Linked DNA regions of Mus musculus: region 1 is linked to region 2. Evidence: chromatin loops called from intact Hi-C (ENCODE). Cell type or tissue: gastrocnemius. All regions are shown on one strand. Links, peaks and the distances in the headings refer to the core of each region. The heading gives the core; the rest is flanking DNA. Region 1 overlaps Gm46434 (a long non-coding RNA gene). Region 2 holds the start of Atg10 (autophagy related 10).

Evidence for each region. Hi-C counts contacts between places; a loop is a spot of excess contacts. Peaks named below come from ENCODE experiments on the same cell type or tissue, not always from the same donor. Only the 100,000 strongest peaks of a DNase experiment are listed, where the experiment ranks them.
Region 1: a loop joins it to region 2, with 2.5 times the contacts of the local background. A loop is called at or near these places in 4 of 42 quality-filtered maps.

What each region holds. Positions count from the first base shown.
Region 1 is chr13:90,928,693-90,931,606 of GRCm38, forward strand. Gm46434 (a long non-coding RNA gene) reads right to left here. Exons shown (of 2, transcript XR_001781017.1): 1 at 2,335-2,914; 2 at 1,218-2,129. Among named protein-coding and RNA genes, the nearest start is that of Gm46434, 1.5 kb to the right of the region's middle. In gastrocnemius, for the core only: a CTCF peak has its summit at 1,340 (motif pointing right); a DNase peak (open chromatin) is centred at 1,348; H3K27ac peaks cover 344 bases.
Region 2 is chr13:91,222,741-91,225,654 of GRCm38, forward strand. It overlaps Atg10 (autophagy related 10), which reads right to left and starts at 1,247. Exons shown (of 8, transcript NM_025770.3): 1 at 1,199-1,247. In gastrocnemius, for the core only: no CTCF peak of the experiment used is centred there; a DNase peak (open chromatin) is centred at 1,289; H3K4me3 peaks cover 1,546 bases; H3K27ac peaks cover 2,073 bases.

The sequences.
Region 1 (2,914 bases), core at 132-2,631, 290 kb before region 2:
CATACTCCTGCCATGATGAAAATGGACTAAATCGCTGAAACCGTAAGCCAGCCCCAGTTGAATGCTTTCTTCTATAAGAGTTGCTATGGTCATGGTGGTCTCTTCACAGCAACAGAACCTAGACCAAGATAGTTCCACCTTAACACCCTCAACACTACCACATTAGGAACCAATTTCTTCCCAGCCCCTGAATAACCCTGTGGGGAACAGACCATGTCACCGATCCTTCCTATGGAACCTGTAAACTGCACCTGTCCATTTTGCTTTGGTTGTATTTGCTGGCTTGATTACAGCCTTTGGCCCAAAGACTCTGGTAAATTTACAATCCAACATGGGTTTGAAGCCCACCATCAGGGATAAAGGAAGAGGTCAAAACTCCAAAGTTTAGGGATTGCAATGTTCAACGATTGAAAATGGAGCAAAAAAAAATTTAATAATCAATGGACAAGGTCAAAGAAAAATGTCTGTATCCATAGAAAGAAATGCCACAATGTTTATAATTTGCGTTAAGGACCTGGAACAAGTGAAGAACTAGATGAAGCACACACACCACCATCTAGGTGTGCTCATTCTGGCTTTTAGGTATGGGAGGGATCACACCAGTCTCCATTTGTATGCTTTAAAAGTTCCATAATTTAGAATTTTCCATACATTCTGACTGGGTAGCCACAACACTAGCCGTACAAGAACATCTGTATAGCTGCAGAGTATGTGGACCATCAGTAAAATAAAGACCTGGGGACAGTCAAGTGACAACTGCCGGTAGTACATTTATTTATGTTCTTTGCTTGAGGTAGAGTTTTGATAGCTGGGCCTACCTGGCTTGGCAGTCATTATGTAGCCCAGTGTGCCCTTGGACTCATGGCAATCCTTCTGCCTCAGCCTCTTAAGTGCTGGGATTATAGGCACTGGTAGCCTCACCTTTGTAGATTAAAAACTCACTGACTGTGTCCTAATGGCTACTTTTTTAATGTTATCGTCCTTCAGCCTCTGAACAAATTTCTCTCCATTCTATAAGCCTACATCCTCTGGCTCTGTAATTACCGATGAAATTCAAGTCTGCAACAGATACTCATTGAGTGTGCTTCACCAAACACTACAGATCTGTTTAACGGTGGTTTCCTGTTAACACGTCTCGCTGCCTTTGCTAGCATTCTTCTTTGTAACTAGGAATGGCTTCAGGACATATAACACTTTTAAAGAAATCCAAGAAAGTGTCACAGAGCTAAAGGTTTATTATCATATCGATTGATTTGAACACAGAACACATGTGGGGTTGGGCTCAGTTTTAATACTTTACAAAAAGAGGACTAACTCTGAAGGCACGGGCAACAAGACCACTAGATGTCGCTGCTGACAACATCAAAGGAAAAGCAAGGCCTGTGATACTGTTTTAAAGATCACGACCAAACTGAGGACTAAAAAGCAAAACCATTTATTGATACACCCTATAAAATCCTGAGGCAGAACATGAGCATGTTATCTTACACATGTAATCCAAGCACTCTGGAGGCTGAGGCAGGAGAATTACCACGGTTTTGAGGTCAGCCTAGGTTACACATAATTTTGAGGCCTCCTTGAGCTACAGTGTGAGACCCTGTATTAAAAACAAAAAGTTAGATGTAAAGTAAAATAAAATCATGTTACAGTCCACAGACCCCGAGAGGCTAAGTAACAAGGAGGATTCAAGGGGGTCGGAAAGGAACGAAAGGATTTCCCTGGGAAGGGGAAATAGAACAGATTTCACAGGATGACTGGGTGTGGGAGGGGTTGGAAACAGGAGAGATGAAGGGGAGAAAATACTGGGGGACATTTTAGGGAGAGGTGGAAACCCAGTGCAATAAAAGCTCCATGGAATTTACCAGAGTAACCCTACCAAGACTCCAAGTAATGAAGGACACGGGGCCGGAACCAGCACTCTTCTGTAACCAGGCACGACCTCAAGAGGAGGGACAGGGAAACCAGTCCAGCCATACAACCTCTGACCTACAGTTTATTCTGCCTAGAGAGAGTTCTAGGACTCTGGAGCCTAGCGAATTCATCATCGAAGAGACCAGAGGGACTTCATCCAGCAACTGATGGCAGATGCAGAGTCCCAGACTCAAACATTAGGCTGAGCACAAGGAGTCCTGTGGAGAAGGAAAAGATTGGAGGAGCCAGAGAGGTCAGGGACACCAAGAGAACACAGCCCACAGATTCAGCTGATTAGGACTGATGGGTGCTCACAAAGCTCAGGGAGCCCGGTCTGTCAAAGGTCCTCTGCATATATGCTATGGCAGAGTAGCTTGATGTTCCTGCGGGAATCCTAAGAGTGAGAGCTGGGGCTGTCCCTACCTCTAGGGCCCCTTTCTTCCTACAGGGTTGTCTTGTCCAACTTTGATGTGCTTGGTCTCCTTGTAGCTTGTTAGGCCACGTTTGGTTGAAGTCTGCTCTTTTCTGAGGGGAGGCAGAGGGTGGAGGGAGTGAATCTCAGAGAGAAGAGGTGTGTGGGAGGGCACTGGGGGAAGGGGAAACTGTGGTCAAGATGTAATAAATGAGAGAAAACAAAACAGAAAACCAAACCCTCAAACCCAGAGGGGCAGTTTCAGACTAGTGTCCATGAGAATAGCCAAGGCTATGGGCATAAGAATATTTAACTACAGCCGAAGTCCTCCTGCGAAAGTGACATTAACTCACTGGCCAACAGAGTACCCAAGCCATGACATAGTCTTTGAAGTGGAAAGAACTAATGTGCCCGTTCACTTTTAGATCTCTGCTCCTTGAAGTTAGAAATCTGTCTGGATCACAAACCAGCTCATACCTACCCTACCTCCACAGACACATACATGTACATCCTATGAAGATTTTATACATATTTCTACACAGACTGCATGTACAGCCATGCTGCTGGAAGACAGCTCTGTCAGGTGACAAA
Region 2 (2,914 bases), core at 289-2,788:
TTTTTTTTTTGCTCATTGAGACAGGATCTAGCCATGCATAGTGCAGGCTAGCCTCAAAATGGAGGTAGCTCTGCCTCTAGCTATGCCAGGCTGGGGTGTGTATAGCCCATTGCCCCACACTTGGGTGAGAGGGATAGGCCATCAAGCTCAGGCATGACGTCTTTAAAACTGCTCTGTGAGACTTTTAACTCCCTTGTTGCTCTGAATTTTTTTTTTTCTGCTAAGTTTTTCATTCTGTGTCATTTTTTCCTGTCAATATCGGACACTTTGGAAGCAATGAGGAGCAATGGTACCTGGAATCCTAAAATAGACTTGAGTCCTGCACAGGGTCTGTGTTCTCCAACCCTAACCATCATAAATGTTCACTTTCATCACCACAGTGGGGGCCACTGTCACATTATAATGACCCAAAGTAAGCCTTTGGAAAAGAACTATTGCACTTAGAAAGAGGAAGCCAATTGTCAAAGAGAACTTAAAACATGAACACAAGCACTGGAGGGAAGCTGATGGCCCCTGTAACCTGAGATGGGGGTCTATAAACTCAGCTTCTCTGAGGAGAGGCTGAGGCAAGAGGCTCAAGATAGGTAAAACAGGCATGAGAGTGCCCACTAGGAATCCCAACACTTGTGTGACAGAGGCAGGGTTGTTTAGAGTTCCAGGCCAGCGTGGGCTACATAGTACAAATCTCTCTCAAAAACAAACCCAAGACTGTTCTGGTTGGTTTGTTTTGTTTTGTTTTGTTTTTTCCTTACAGTTGGAAACAATTTACATCTTGCCGAAAACATGTAACTGCAGAAAATGGGGCTCCATTTTGATTCTGAAACCCTGGGCTTTACTACCAAGATTTTCATAATTATCACTATAGATGCAAGTATGGCTTCTATAAATCAGTTAACTAGTCCTTTATCTCCGCCCCCCTCCCCCACCTTCCCGGTTTTATAGATTATGGGGGGAGGAGGTTGTGTTGGCTGCAAATCTGAAAAGCCTGCCAGTCACTTAACTTCCTTTGTTTCAAGGTCACGTGAGCACATTCCTAGCACAAGGTGGAAAGGTCGCCTGGGCGGCCCGCGCCCACCTCCCAGGCCTGTTACTGGCTGGCCGATCCTCCACCCTTCTCAGGTCCCAGGAGGCGGGCGAGGGCTGCAGGCAGCGGCGGAGGTACCGCCGTGGTTAGGTCGCCGAGGTTAGGTGTACTCACCCCGCTCGCTCGCCCTGACCTGGAGCCGGCGGCGCGCACGGGGCGGAGCGGGGAGGGACGGGGCGGGGCCGGGACCGCAGGAGCGACACGGCAGCGGAGGAGCTCTGCCCGCGCTGCGGTGAGCATGCGCAGTGGGGCTGCACGGTGACGTCCGGGCGAGACCTTCCTGCAACCCGGGCGCCAGCAGCCTTCACTTTCCCGGAGCCTAACCCGCTTGGTGCTCTCGGCCAGGCAGGGGCAACCCCGAGCCAGGGTATCTGCACTCCCTTCCCCACACGCAGTCATTCTAGACGCCTGGCTATAAACAGGGGACTCGTGACAAGTAGAGTGCGAGCCAGGATGAGGGCCGCGAGCATCCCCAAGAGCCTAGAGAGCAGTACCAGCTAAATGAGGTGGTCACTGCCACCCATTTAAGGCTGGGGCGAGAAGTTAGGAATTCGAATGCTAGTAACTGTATCATTTGCAGCACAAAAATCAGAAAATACCAATCAGTAAAATGAAACCAAGAGGCAATGGTAGGGCCAAGGAAAATACCAGAAGATGTAGGAGTCTTAGGGGTTATGGGGACCGATAGAATATCTCAGGAAAAGCATGTCTGGTCCTTTAAACAGTACAGTATTTCTTAGAAAAGAAACAGGCAAAATGAAACTGCTGTCTTCAAATGTGAAAAGGGAAATTTTGGTCTTGAGCAAGTAGTGTAAGATTACCATGTTAAGTAGCTAATAAATTCCTGGGACTCTAGGTAATGGTTTTGCAATTTCCTGTAAGTCCATATTGTTTCGAAATAAAAGGTTAACAGTGTGTGTGTGTATGTGTTCTGAGTTTGTTTTATAATTGGACAGAACATAGATCTGTAGTGACCACTGGCAAAAGATGGGGAAGGGGCTAACTTTAAAAGGGGCTTAGAAGTTAGAAGGATGGTAGAAGGATGGTAGTTTCTGATTGTTGGTTTTATTGATGATTAAACCACTATTTTGTTTGTCAAAACAAAAACCAAAAAAAGTGACATTTTGCCACACACAAAATAGTTTTAAAACAGTTTTGTAAAAATGAACTTTAACTTTTTTGAGCAACTATTAATTAATTGGTAGCACCTAATTTAATTTATTTTTTAATTAGAAGGAATCTGTAGCCTAGGCTAGCCTGGAACTGTAAATACTTCTACATCTAAGTGTTAGGATTAAAGCTTGGAACATCTTAACCTGCTTCTATTTGACGTGTTAGTTTGTTTTGAAGGATAAGAAGTTATTTGTAGGGTATGGCAGCTCATGCTTATAACCCCAGCACTCAGTGAAGTAATAGGGGGTGGTGGCAAGAGGAATTCAAGGCCAATCTGGGCTATAGAGGAAATTCTAGAGCAGCCAAGTCTGCTTTATTATTTTCTAAAAATAAAGTAAAAATTACCAAAAAAAAAAAAAACCTGCCCATGTAAAAATAAGAATCATTAATTTACCATACTATTGTACTCAAAATTTTAGAATACGTACCACAAATTATACCACATTAGCTTAAGCCCGGCATTCTATACCAGAGCCAGTTTCAAATGACATGATTCACCTATGGTAGACAAAAAAATAGGATGTAAGTCACGTCACCTCAGTGCATTTCCCTGTACCACGGTTCTAGTCGGTGTTTGCACACAGCATGGTAAAGTTCCTGAGGGCGTGGTTTCTAGCATCCTTAGATTCATATAAGACTCCAAATGAGTAGTCATTG